2 separate regions of the Homo sapiens genome follow, and region 1 is linked to region 2. Evidence: chromatin contacts called from ENCODE Hi-C data. All regions are on one chromosome and are shown on one strand. Each heading gives the region's core, a stretch centred on a gene start or an enhancer-like site at or near the end of the contact. The rest is flanking DNA. Distances are from core to core; before and after follow the strand shown. Region 1 holds the start of LOC124900853 (a long non-coding RNA gene). Region 2 holds the start of UGT2B17 (UDP glucuronosyltransferase family 2 member B17).

Region 1 (6,654 bases), core at 15-2,514, 330 kb after region 2:
CCAGCCTCGGCTGGCCCTCAAATCCCTGTCCAGACTGGCCTCTTCCATGCCCATGTCCATACCCACATCCATGAGGGATGCTGCCAGCAAATCAGCCTTTTTCTCAAGCCTTCTATTAGCCTCCCTCTTTGCCTCCTGATCTTGGTTAATGTACACCTTCGTGGCCACTTCAATAAGCTGAGTAGCATTCATCCCTTTAAAACCTTCCATTTTCTGCAATTTTCACTGGATATCCCCCTGGGCCTGCTCTACAAATGCCATGTTCATCATGCACTGGCCTCACCAAGTCTTTTATAAAAATGGCTGGGGCTTTCATCTGCACCCTGATGCCCCTCTGAGATTTTTCCTATATTGATTGCCTGTCTCCCGCCTTCCCTTAAATTTTGCAGGAGTGCCTCTTGGTATCTTGGCAGCTGCTATAGTTGGGCTGCCTCATTCCTTTGGGTTCTAGTGGGGGTCCTCTAGTTTCCAGGAGAGGCATTTGCATAGCCCTAACACAACCTGACTGGAGGTGGCTTGCCTGTTTTTCCTAGCATTTCACCTTAACTTCCTGGAGTGAGGGCTCAGATTTTTCCCTCTCAAGAGAGACTGGGGGCATGTATCCATTTGAGCTTGACTCCTCAGAGGCAGTTAACCTGGGGAAAGCGGGGGTAGATTGGAACATATGGAGGAGGGGTCTCTTTTCCCTCCAGTGGTTCTTGAAAAACTGGTTTTTCCTGTGGCTTTCTTTTTGTCTCTGTTTGCTCACGCTACAAGCTCCTGTGACTTTCCCTTTAACTCTGTTTACAGGCGAAGCTTTCACTTTGTCTTTGTAGCTGGCAGCACAATTGATTTCTCTTGGCTTGAGCTGTGAGCATTCTTCAATAAGCTGCTAAACAGGGCTGCATTCAGCCATGAGTTAATATAAGGAAATTTGGTCTGAATTATCTGACTGTCCTCCAACTCAGGTCACCACCTTAAACACACGGCCAATTTTCTCCCTATCTGTAGCACATTTGGCAGGCCAGCCAACACCAAAAAAGGGCTATTCTAATTCACAGAGAGCTCTCAGCATCTGAGGGGTTAACTTGACTCCCTCAACCCCTGCAAAGCCTTTCTTAAAGTTCTTTAACATACATTCCAATGGGGTGGGTTTCCACGATTTTCCTCCCATTTCCTCCCAGTTATGATGCAGCACATTCACCTTTCCTTTTGTTTTAGACCGATTGGACCCGGTTGGTCCTACATTTTGCTCGGAGCGTACAGCCTACACTAAGAGATCAGCAGCTCCACACATGTCATTCCCGTTGGTTCCTCCCAGAACTGTCTCTTTCACACGCACTCACACACTTCCCCGCTCCCAGTTCCCTATCCTGGTTGGGGCAGTGAACCGCTCTCACTGCATCCAGTTTCCTTCTGAACTAACTTAGCGAGCCACTCTCGCGTCCTGTGTTGGTTGGGGTGTGAGTTTCATCCAAATTTGTGAGCCACTCTCACCGTCCCCCAGCCTCTCTGTGTTGGATTAGTTGTCACTCCCTGGGAGGTGATCAGGCTCCCCTTCTGTCCTTATGGGATAGGTCCTGCCTTGGGCCCCAAAACTTTACCATGGTTCTGAAGAAAGGGCGCCATTCCTGGAACCGTCCTGCAACCCCTCCGGGTTCCCTTGTGCTGTCAGGGGAGGGGCACCGGGGACGCGGGAGAACAGCTCCTTTCTCTGGGCTTAAGTTCCCTTGATGGGTCCTGAAGTTAAGGGTCTCCCACAGCCGAGGCCCCAGACCGCCCACAGGCAAAGAAGCCAGCCAAGCTGCAGTCTCTCAGTCCCATGTGGGTCACCAGGTGTGTAGCGGATCAGGAGGACCCGAGAGAGACCTTGGGGTATATAGAGGAGGATATCTTTATTGAGTACACTCAGACCCAACGGACTTACCATCCAAAGATGGGGCCCCCAACAAAGACAGCACTTGACTTTTATACACACTTTAAAAAAGGGGTGGGCTAACTTGGTGCAGGCTTACGGTGGCACGAAAGCAGGGATACAGAAGGAGAACAATTAATAAAATTGTGACAGGTTCATAACCCAGGATTACACATGACTATTGCTATGCAACCTAGATGACTGTTATCTAGGTTTTGCTCAAAAGAGCCTTGCACTGGTTTATCTTATAACCTTCACTATGGTGCCCAGACAGCTGTAGTTCAGGCGTACTCAGACTTCTCAGGACCTTTGCTGTGCTTTTTAGATAAAGCAGAAATCTTGAGGTTACTAGTTACAGAGAACAAGAATCTGTAAAGTCATACCATAAAACAGAGGAAAATTTGTTTTTCTTCTCCCTATGTTGAAGGAGTGCTGAGAGAGTCACCAGACCACATTTCTTTGGTGTGTGTCCTGGCTTTTTAGATAGTATTAAGAATTTCCCTGGGTCTGGGCTGCACCCATTGCTGCCTCTGGGACTAGTTAGCCTAATACAGGAAAGCCTATTTCTCTTTTTAATTTTATTTTTCTTTCTTTCTTTAATTTCCTGCCTCAATCTCAGTAAATTAAATTATCCTAAATGTTAACTTTTCAGGGAGAAAATTTTCACCCTTTAACTCTTTATAGAATTTAAGACTCTTAGTTTTCCAACATTATGGCACTGTATTTAATATTTTGTGGGATCTGGGCAAGGGCTGATGCAATCACATCAGCCTTTTCTTCTGTAATGTTATCAACCATCGATCCCAGACAAAACACTGCAATGCTATTTTCTCCAGAGCTCTGGGAAAATGTCCATTTCCTATGAAGAAAGAATTTGCTCCATCACAAAAGAGCAATAACACAGCAAACACTATTGAAAAGAATGCTATGAGCAAATAAGGATGAGATATCAAATATTAGCTGGAATTGCTGGAGTAGAAGCTATGATAAAACATACATAATATGAAATTTTCCAACTTAAGCACTTCTAAGTGTACACATAGTACTGCTAGGTACACAATCTTAAGCAACCAATCTCCAGAACTTTTTCTGCTTTAAAGTTAAAACTCTATGCTGATTAAACAACAACTTTTTATTTTATGGAGTCCTTTTCACGTGGTAGCCACCATTCTACTTTCTTTTCTTTTCTTTTTTTTTTTTTAATGAATTTGACTAGTTTAGATACCTTATAAAGAGGAATTACAGTGTTTGTCTTTTTGTGACTTATTAACTTAGCCTAATGATACCAAGTTTCATCCACATTGTAGCATAAACCACATAGTGTCTGTCTGTTCATTCCTTGGTAGATGCTGGGATTGTACTGTTATGAATATGGATGCGCAAATATGCCTTTGAGAGCCTGATTTTAATTCTTATGGATAAATATCCAGAAGGGGGATTGCTGCATCATATGGTAATCTTACATTAAATTTTTTGAGAAACTTCCATACTGTTTTCAATAGGACCAATTTTTTAAACAAACCTCATCACTCAGTTCCTTTGGAAGGAGTTAGGTGCTACAACATACATTTCTTCTATTATTAATGCATAGTCATGCAACTGTGTGTGTGTGTGTGTGTGTGTGTGTGTGTGTTTGACTTAGTACATATAATAATAATTAAAATAGCATCTTATACAGTAATGGGGAAAGATACTGTTAAAAAATATGGGACACAGACTCTTCATTTATAATATTTTAAACACTAATATGGATTCTTAGGAAGACTAATGTTATTTGTTTATTTATCTTTAATTTTGTATTGTTATAGTTCTGCCAAATAACTTGTGCTCATTCCAGGCAGCTTTTCTGTTTAGTCATGAGAATTTATTTCTCTGCCTATGAGCACAAAGGAAAAGTTACTTGTGATTGAGAAGACGTTATATATTTCTCTCAACTATATAATCCAACACAAAACATTTTTTCATGTTCTTATTGGACATTTAAATATTCCTTGGTAAAATTCCTGTTTAGATCTTTTAAACATTTTTTGATTAAATTATTTGTCTTTTTAACATTGAGCTGTAAGCTTTCTTTATATATTTTTTATATAAGTCACTTATCAGGTATGTAACTTGTAAATATGTACTTCAAACTCTGGTTTCTCTTTTGACCTTATTGATGGTGTTCTTTAATGTGTAAAAATTTTAATTTTGATGAAATCTAATTTATCAATTTTATTTTGGTTGCTTCTTCTTCTGGTGTCATATCTAAAAACCTTGCCACATTCAAGATTACACAAAATTTTACTTTGCTGTATATACAGTTGTTTTGGTGCTTTGAAATATTAATGAATTCATTCTTTCAGCAACCCCATGAGGTCGGTAATGCTATGACAACCACTGCCATTTCATTGGTGAGGAAGTTGAAGCAAATAAAGTCCAAGTAACTTGTCCAGCCCCACATCATTATGTAGTGGTTTCTCAGAGGCTTGAATCCAGGCCATCTGGATCCAGAGTGCCAGCTCTTAACCACCACGTTATGCTGACTCTTCTATTTGGGGTACAGATATTTTCAAAATATAATATTCCCTATTTTTCACTTATGTAGCTATATATTAATTGTAATTTTATTACAAATGTATAATTTAAAATGTTTAGAACTATTATTCCAGTTATGTATCACTGCATGAAAAATTGTTTTCAAATGTCAGGCCTTAAAATAACTGTAATCATTTTATTACCATCTCTCAGAATCTGTGTGTTGGTTGGGCTCAGTTATGTGTTCCTTCCACAAAGTTTCTTAGGTAGCTACTTTCCTATGGTGCCTCGGTCTATAATTATCTGAAGATCATTCACTTACATACTTAATGATTCAGGTTGAAAGGCTCAAAGTACTAGTGGGCTACCAGGATTTCTTAGGCATATATTTGTGTCTCTCTGCCAAATTGTCATTTATTATGGGGACTACATATTGAATTGAGGAGATGTGGAGAGAAAAAGAGACATAAAAACAAAAGATAGAAAGAGAGAGAGAGAAGCGGAGAGGGAACATGTTGTTTCCAACAGAACTTTGAAAGTTAATCTGCATTATTTCCACTGCATCTTTTTTGTTGAGGCAGCTACAAGGTCTGCCAAACTTCAAAGGGAGGGGATATTACTTGACAGGAAAATTGTCAAAGTATTTATAGTCATGTCACAAAATCACAACCATTCTAACATTTTGAAGAAGACAGCAGAAGTTATTAAGCAATTGTAAGATTTATAAAATATTAAATATAATAAAAGAAAATACAAAAATTTTGTGAATTTAGATTTCTACAGTTCTTGCAATTTTTTAAACATTGTGTTATATTTATCCATAGGTATTTTAAACATGGAACCAGTGTTCTAAAAAAAAAGCTGCAAATGAATGAAATAGCATGTGAGAAACCTGATCAATTCAAATTTTTTGAATAACACTAATGAATTAATAAAGAGATGTTAATTTTTAGAGCTTCCTGTATTGATTTTATGTATTTATTTCACAAATTAATTTTTGAACCTCATAAATAATATATGAAAATATTGTAAAAAGTTAAATGCTGCAGAATTCTGTAGAATAAAATCTAAAATTCCCATCCTTGGATTTATGTGTACTCTGCTAGATTTGTTTTTCCTTGTACAAGTTTACATATATTTTATTTTATTTCATTGCAAGGAAGGCTTTTTTTTTCTGGAAACTATTTTTTCTATTTAGCAGTGGAATAAACTGTTCCCTACAATGGCTACACTCACACATTTGTTGGAGGTATGTGTGTTCATTGACTGGAGCCATTTAAGTGCTGGAGGAAATATTCTGTTCATACATGTGCTTATATGGAAGGATTTCTGCATGACAGGTTTCTAGATGTAGAACTTCAGTTTCAAACTGTATATTGACATTTTATTTTAGAAGGTTATTTCACATTATACTCCCGCAAAAATAGATTTCTCAGGTTTTTATAGGTTGCAAATCTTTACAGCATTAATTTTCCATTGTTTCTATTTTCCTGAGCATCAGGTACTTTATAATCTTTCATATGTTTTCAGTGATTTTGCTTTGAAGTGCCTATTTATATTTTCATTAAGTTTTTATATTGGAACATTTCCCTTTTTTGGTTGGTGATTGTAGTTCTCACTAAACAATAGATATCCATCTTTTAAGTATGATGTAGAATAGGTTTAATGTGAATTAATTCAGGCTTATAAGAATGATAACAAAAATTATTAACATTTACCACCTTATTATTTCTGTTTTTCTTTATAAATGTATCAATAGCTAGATAATTTGTATAAAATATTCTCTTATCAATGCTTCCTATAATTTCTTTAACATCAATGTTTTAGTGTGTTTGTGTATAACATGATTTATATATATATGCATACAAATACAAATCTACATATATAGTGATATATATGTGTGTGTGTTTGTATGTGTGTGTGTATGTGTGTATATATATATATATATATATAGTGATATGTATTTAAATCATGACTTAGGCTCAAGAATATTTGTTGTGAGTCTTGGTTACTTATGGGACTTCTGATCAACAAAGACAACTAGGTTTCTGTCAATTTGGACCAGTTTGATCATAAAGTGCTTTCCTGATGTGCAGATTAAAGGAGGTTTATGTCTTGATTTAGCTATTTTCCACAAAATTTATAAACTTTTTGTATTCTTTGTAGATATATTTTTGTTATGATAAAAAATTTAGTGTTGCCATATTATATTTATAGGAGGGAAGGATCAAAAGACTGTGGAA
Region 2 (6,809 bases), core at 1,932-4,431:
TAGCTTATTTGCTTCTTGTGTTAACAGGGCTGTTGCTGCCAGGGCCCTTGGACATGGGGGCCAGCCTTTGGAAACCCCGTCTAGTTGTTTTGAGAGACAGGCCATTGGCCTTGGCCAGGAACCTCCAGTCTGGGTTAAAACTCCAACTGCCATTTTTTTCTCTTTCTGACACATAGAGTGTGAAGAGTTTTGTCAGGTCAGGTAGCCTCAGGGCTGGGGCCGACATGAGTTTTTTTTTTTTTTTTAACTCATGAAAAGCTCTTTGCTGTTGGTTGTAATAGATGTAGTTTATCTAATCTACATTTTTATTGACTGTTATCTACTAAAATATTGACTTAAATCTTGTAACTATTTGATTTCAAGCTTTAAATTGATCTGGTATTCCTTGCAGGGCTTCGATTGCATCTAAATAGATGTGAGAGTTGAAAGACTTATAAGGGGCTCCTCTCACTTTACGATGTGTTATTATTATTTTTTCCTTCCTCTGGTTGATGAAATGCCAGGGTGAAAGGGATAGCCCAATGGACTAAGGCACAAATGCCACTCTAGTTATTTGGCAGAGTGCCTAGTAAAGGTCCACCACAATACTACCACACATCTGCTCAGGGATGAACAAGGGCTGATTGATTGATAAGCTCTTGAAAATTCTTAAGCTCACTGCATCCTTTTAGGTCTCCAAGGAATGCTAAGTTTCCTCCCTGCCGTGAGAGACAGGAAGTGAACTTAGTGTTGAGAGACAGAAGCTGGATGGCCCTTGGGGGCTGACTGGCAGGGACTTCAGGATATAGCAGAGAGAGCTTGGCATGACTTATTACTCCAGGCTGTAGAATCCTGGAAAAGAGCTACCATCAGGCCCACACCTGGTGAACTGGAGGACCACCGTAGTGGGAAGGGGACAATTAGGGCCTCTGGCCTGCCATGTGCACAAGCATAACAATTGCTTTTGTTTATTGTGTAGTTGGAATATTTGATCCATTTCAACCAGGCATTTGTAGCTTGATATACTGTCTTAATTGCTAAAGTTTGTTTTAAGTCTTTAACTTTTATGATCCTCTAGTAAAATGAATATTTCCATTAGCACTAATTTTTATTAGTTTTTAGACCAAAGAAAGCTAAACATCATTTTATATTTAATGTTTCTTGTATGATTTTTATACCAGATAAGCTAAATTTTACTTTTATATTAGTGTGTTATTAATATTAAACTTAATTTTAATAAAACCTTGTAGACATATTTATCCAATTTTTCATAGTTGACCATAAGGTAAGATTTTATAGACTCTGTTTAACCTTTTACAATTTTTGTTAAAGAGCAGGTTGATGCTTTAAGGAAAAAACCTGTTGCATTTTTACTTTCATGTCTAGTTCACAGAAAAACTGGATAATACTTTTTTAACTTTAGCTAATAAGTTTACACACAGAATTTTCTTTAAATTAACATTTTAAAACTTGCTTGAACTTTTCAAACAATAATTCTTTTTTGACTTTTTAATGTAGGTAAAAATCCACATTCTTATGCCTCCTTATAATCTTCTCATTAAAGTTATATTTTACTTTTTTATACACCTGCACATAAACTGTTTCTTCAATAGCACTCAGGAGGCCTTATTACTTTTAAATTATGCAACATTTTTTGCATAAAATTTTTTATAACTTTTTTTCACGACTTTCGCCAACAATTTTTCAACATGTCTCAACTTTCTGACTTATTACAAACATTTTTTTCTTCTCTTTAAACAACAAGTTAATTTATTTCAGGACAAGAATTTACCATATAACACTCTTTTTACATAAATTTTACCTCCTCCCCCCCCTTTTTTTTTTGAAGATAACCATTCCTTTTTTTTAAAAAGTGAACTTTCTTTATGTCTTTGGACTAGACTGTCTAAGGCCACAAGATTAGAAGTTACCATAATATGTGTTACACTGTCAACTTTTAGCAAACTTCGCTTTTGTTGAAAACCTTGTAAGTTTGAAATTTCAATTATCCTTTGCTATTAATAAGACCTTGTTTAGTCTAAATTTACTTAGAATTGGTATAGATGGCCTTTTTTTTTTTTTTCTCTGCTGGTCTTTCCTTGCCTCTGCCAGCTGCTTATGCTGCTGTTCTCTTAACTATTGTGAGGGGGGGTGGGGGGAAGGGGTCTAAAACCAGCTGTAACTGTCTATGTACAGAACCTGGTCTGGGTGCCTTGGCTTACAGGTTACCTTGTGCCATACCTTAGAAACTAAAAAGACCTATCTAGGCTTCCTTCTGATGGCTAACCTACCTCTAATGCTGGCCAATCTATTTCACACAAAGTTCTAAGTTTTCCTGGAGTCATAGTGACTCCATAGTCTCTATTAAATCCTTTCTTGAAATTCATTATCATAGTTCCCAGTGCAGTGGGCTTACTTTGTGCCTGATCTATGTTTTTTTGAGACAAAACACCATGCTCACAGCACACACACACCACAAAACAAAGAACGGGTAAAAGGGCACACACAAACATTTCAGTTTACACCAAACCAAAATCAAAACCAAAATCAGAGTATCCAGAAATCCAAGCCAGGTCAAAAACCAAAACCAAAGTATCCAGCAATTCAAGTCAAGTCAAAACCAGATCAAAAGTGCCAATACAGGCACACCGTGGGTGATCAGGCTATGCTACACTTCCATTCAGGTGGAGTGGGGCAAGTTCAAAAGACTAGTCCTACCAAGTCTAGCCAAGTCAAAACCAGAACAAAGGTGCCAACACAGGCACACCGTGGGTGACCAGGCCATGCTTCTACTCAGGTGGAGTGGGACAAGTTCAAAAGACTAGTCTTACCAAGTTCCAGATGTCCAGACTCCAAGTGCCAGTTCCTTCCCGGTGTTCAGCCACTGTGTTAATCCTCCACGGGGGCCTGCTACGTGTTGATCTGGTGAGGTGTTCCACTGGGGCAATTTCCTACCCAGGAGCGCTCTTTGGATCTCATCACTCAGGCTGCCCGGAGTACCCCACAGGGATGCTCCACAGGGCAGGCTTAAGCCACCTAAGGGGCTGCCTCAGCCTTCCGTCAGTCACCTTGCTTCTGGGTCAGGGAGCCAAGAAATGTAGCAGGACGAGCCACAGACAAAACCTCTCAGACATCGAGTTGTAGAAGGAAGGGCTTTATTCAGCTGGGAACATTGGCAAGATACTGCCTTAAAATCTGAGCTCCCCGAGTGCACAATTTCTGTCCTTTTTAAGGGCTCACTACACTAAAGATTTCACATGAAAGGGTCGTGATTGATTTGAGCAAGCAGTGGGTATGTGACAGGGGCTGCATGCACTGGTGGTCAGAGAGAAACAGAACAGGGCAGGGAGTTTCACAATGTTCTTCTATACATGTCTGGAATCTATGAATAACATTGGTTTCTAAGTTATGAGTTGAGTTTTAACTACTAAGTTTAGGCCAGGCAGGCCCAGGCATAGTTTCAGTCCTGGCGTTTGGGCTGCCTGTCTTTGGTTTTACTTCCTTGTTGTTTTTTCTTAAACATGTACTGAGTGAAAAACAATATAAAATAATATGAGAAGGTCTTTCTCTTCCTTCACATGCACATTGGTCACTGATCTCGCCTACTGTTAGGCTTCCCTGGGAGCCCAGTTAACAGGGGAAAATCTGCATGACCTCTCTTGGTTTCTCCTGTCCCAAAATCCAACACTGATCCAAGAAGGCTCCAGTATGTGCCAGGCACTCCCTGATCATCTGGTCTTAGGGGGACGCCTCTAAGCCATTTGATTCCGTTCCAGGAACCAAAAAGGCAGAGGTGATAATAGCTCCTTTTATTGTCTTCCTCCAGCTGTCCAGGACAGTCTTCTTTTTCCCTGTTCTCCAGAGCCTACCCTTTGATATGGAAAACTCCCCATCCTCCATTCCAAAAAACAGCCCTCCAGACTGCCTCATAAAAAATCTGCAAACCTTAGGCCTCAGGCAAGATACCCACCCTAAGCGCCTTGTCTTTTTTATACAATAAAACCTGGCCGCAGTATGAATTAGATAACGGGTCCAAATGGCCAGCAAATGAAACACTTGACTTTACAATTTTAACTGGTTAAAGCAATTATTGCCGATGACTGGAAAAATGGGGAGAAATTCCTTGTTCCAGGCCTTTTTGCACTCAGATCACAACCTGACTTCTGCAATTCTTGCTTACCTGTTCAAATCCTTCATTCTCACCGCCCTCATAACCTTTCTCCTCCTGACCCTACCTCTTTTTCCTTGTTGGATCCAGCAGACTGCTGTCCACCCCTCCCAGCCCCTACCCCCACGTCTCAACCATCTTCTATAACTCCCCAAGCTTTCTCATTGTCTTCGCAGTCACCATCTTCCCAGCCACCATCTTCCCAGCCGGCATCACCTCCAAAAGTACCCACTTCTTTTTCTACACCGTCCTCTCCTCAGGAAAACTCTAGCATTGCCTGTACTCAGTCTCCTTCCTCACTGCCCTCTCCTGAAGCCTGTAAACCCATCAAGCCACCTTACACCCCTATGTATCCTCCACTGCCTGTCAACTCAACCCGCCTTCCCCCTTCAAACCCTCAGCAGGAACCCCTTCTGGCTTCTTTCTTCTCTCCTGTCCATACCAGCTTGGGCACCATCTTTGGCCCACGCTGCACCCATACTTCAGTGCGGGTGCTAGAATGCCCCCTTCAGGAAGTAGCAGGAACTGAAGGTATTGTTAGAGTTCATGTTCCCTTCTCCTTCACTGATCTCTCAAACTAACAAGACTCAGTTCATTTCCAGAAGACCCTACCTCTTATATTAGGGAGTTTCAGTACCTTACCCAGTCTTATGCACTAACCTGGTATGACCTCTACTTATCCTGTCTTCCACCCTCACCTTCTACTTATCCTCTCTTCCACCCTCACCCCAGAAGACAGGGACCATATTTGGACCCTGGTTCAGGAGCATGCTAATACAATTCATCATCAAGCTCCTGCCCAGCCTACTGGCACGGAGGCAGTCCCCAACCAGGAGCCCCACCAGGATTATCAAGACAGGGCCTCTGGACACTGCCATCAAGACCACATGATTGTGTATCTCCTTGCAGGACTCAAAAAGGGTGCCCATAAAGTGGTAAACTATAAAAACCTTTCAGAAATCACCCAAGGTCCTGACAGAAACCCAGCCTTTTTTCTCTCTTGTTTAACTGAAGCCATGAGAAAATATACCAACCTAGACCCAGCCAACCCAGAAGGAATCACTATTTTAAACCTTTGGTTCCTCATCCAATCTACCCCTGATATTTGGTGCAAGATTCAGAAGCTTGACAATGGCCCTGAAACCCCACAATGACACCTTCTTAATTTAGTCTTCAAAGTCTTTAACAGTTATAACGAGGAAAGTAAAAGAAAAAAAAAAAAGACAGAGTTTCAAATGCTTGCCTCCACCATCACGGGCCCTGCAGGCCCACAGGCTGCAGCTCCACACAGATGCCTCCTAGCAATCCACCTCCCCCTGGCACCTGTTTCAAGTGTGGCAATGAAGGCCACTGGTCCAGGCAATGCCCAAACCCAGGTAAGCCCACCAGGCTGTGCCCTCTCTGCGGAGGACCCCACTGGAAGTCAGACTGTGAGGTGCCCCAGCAAGGACCGCCCCCATCCCTGCCCCAGCCGGCCAAAACCTCCTACTAGGATCTCATCAGCCTTGCCGCTGAAGACTGACAGTGCCCTGGAACAGATGCCCCAGCAACTACCATTGCTTCATCTGAGCCAAGGATAACCTTGATGTTGGCAGATAGGCCAGTATTTTTTTTTTAATTAATATTGGGGCAACCTACTCTGCTTTACCTAAATTTTCAGGACCCACCCAGTCCTCCCAAGTCTCTGTTGTGGGAATCAATGGACAAGTCTCCAAACCCCAAGACCCCCCTCCACTTTTCTGCTCCCTGCACACCTTTTCCTTCAGTCACTCTTTCTTAGTCCTGCCTTCATGCCCAGCTCTGCTCCTAGGCAGAGATATTCTTTCAAAACTCCACACTACTCTCCACTTCCACATTCCCCATAGTACCCAACACATCAACCCAGACCCCTCCAAGGCTTCTAACAGGCTTCTAACTTTCTTCTACTCCTCCGACCTCCCACCCTGAAGCATGCAACTTTTCCTTATCCCGCACCTGTAGTTAACCCCACTGTTTGGGATACTTCCACACCCTCGGTCACAGAGCACCACACCCCCATCCACATCACCCTTAAAGAGCCCACCCCGTTCCTATCACAGAAGCAGTATCTCATCCCCCAAGCAGCTCTCATAGGCCTAAAGCCTATCATTTCTCTCCTCCTCACCAGTCACCTACTCTGCCCAACAAACTCTCCTTTTAACACATCAGTTCTACCTGTTAAAAAGCCAGATGGAACTTATCACTTAGTCCAGGACCTCAGGCTCATTAACCAAGCTGTACTCCCAGTGTGTCCAGTAGTTTCTAACCCATATACTTTACTTTCCTCACTTCCCTCGAATACCACCCATTTTTCTGTTCTAAACCTAAATGATGCTTTTTCACAATTCCTTTACACCCTGATTCCCAAAATCTCTTTGCCTTTACCTGGGAGAACCCCGACACCCACCTTTCAGGTCAGCTCACCTCGTGTGTACTACCTCAAGGTTTTAGAGACAGCCCCCACCTTTTTGGACAGGCCCTTGCTAGTAACTTCTGTACTTTATCCCTAAAATCATCCTCTCTTCTTTAATATGTTAATAATCTGCTCCTGTGTAGCCCCTCTCAAAGAGACTGCAACACCCATACATACTATCTCTCTTTTAAACCTCTTGGCAGAACAGGGGTATCAGGTCTCCCCTAAGAA

The links. A loop is a pair of places that touch in the nucleus more often than their neighbours do. Pooled maps may share reads with other maps.
Region 1: a map with no recorded cell type shows a loop between it and region 2 (2.6-fold over the local background). The contact joins the enhancer-like site here to the promoter of UGT2B17 in region 2. A Hi-C loop is called at or near these places in 5 of 37 single-sample maps with no recorded cell type and 1 of 50 pooled maps.

The regions. Positions count from the first base shown.
Region 1 is chr4:68,905,292-68,911,945 of GRCh38, forward strand. It overlaps LOC124900853 (a long non-coding RNA gene), which reads left to right and starts at 4,334. Exons shown (of 3, transcript XR_007058454.1): 1 at 4,334-4,433. It also overlaps the pseudogene LOC101930041. RefSeq lists enhancers at 345-1,236, 1,237-2,127. Within about 2 kb of position 1,265, at least 7 of the 41 ENCODE cell types and tissues checked have a DNase peak (open chromatin) inside an H3K27ac peak, as active enhancers do.
Region 2 is chr4:68,573,141-68,579,949 of GRCh38, forward strand. It overlaps UGT2B17 (UDP glucuronosyltransferase family 2 member B17), which reads right to left and starts at 3,182. Exons shown (of 7, transcript NM_001077.4): 1 at 2,811-3,182.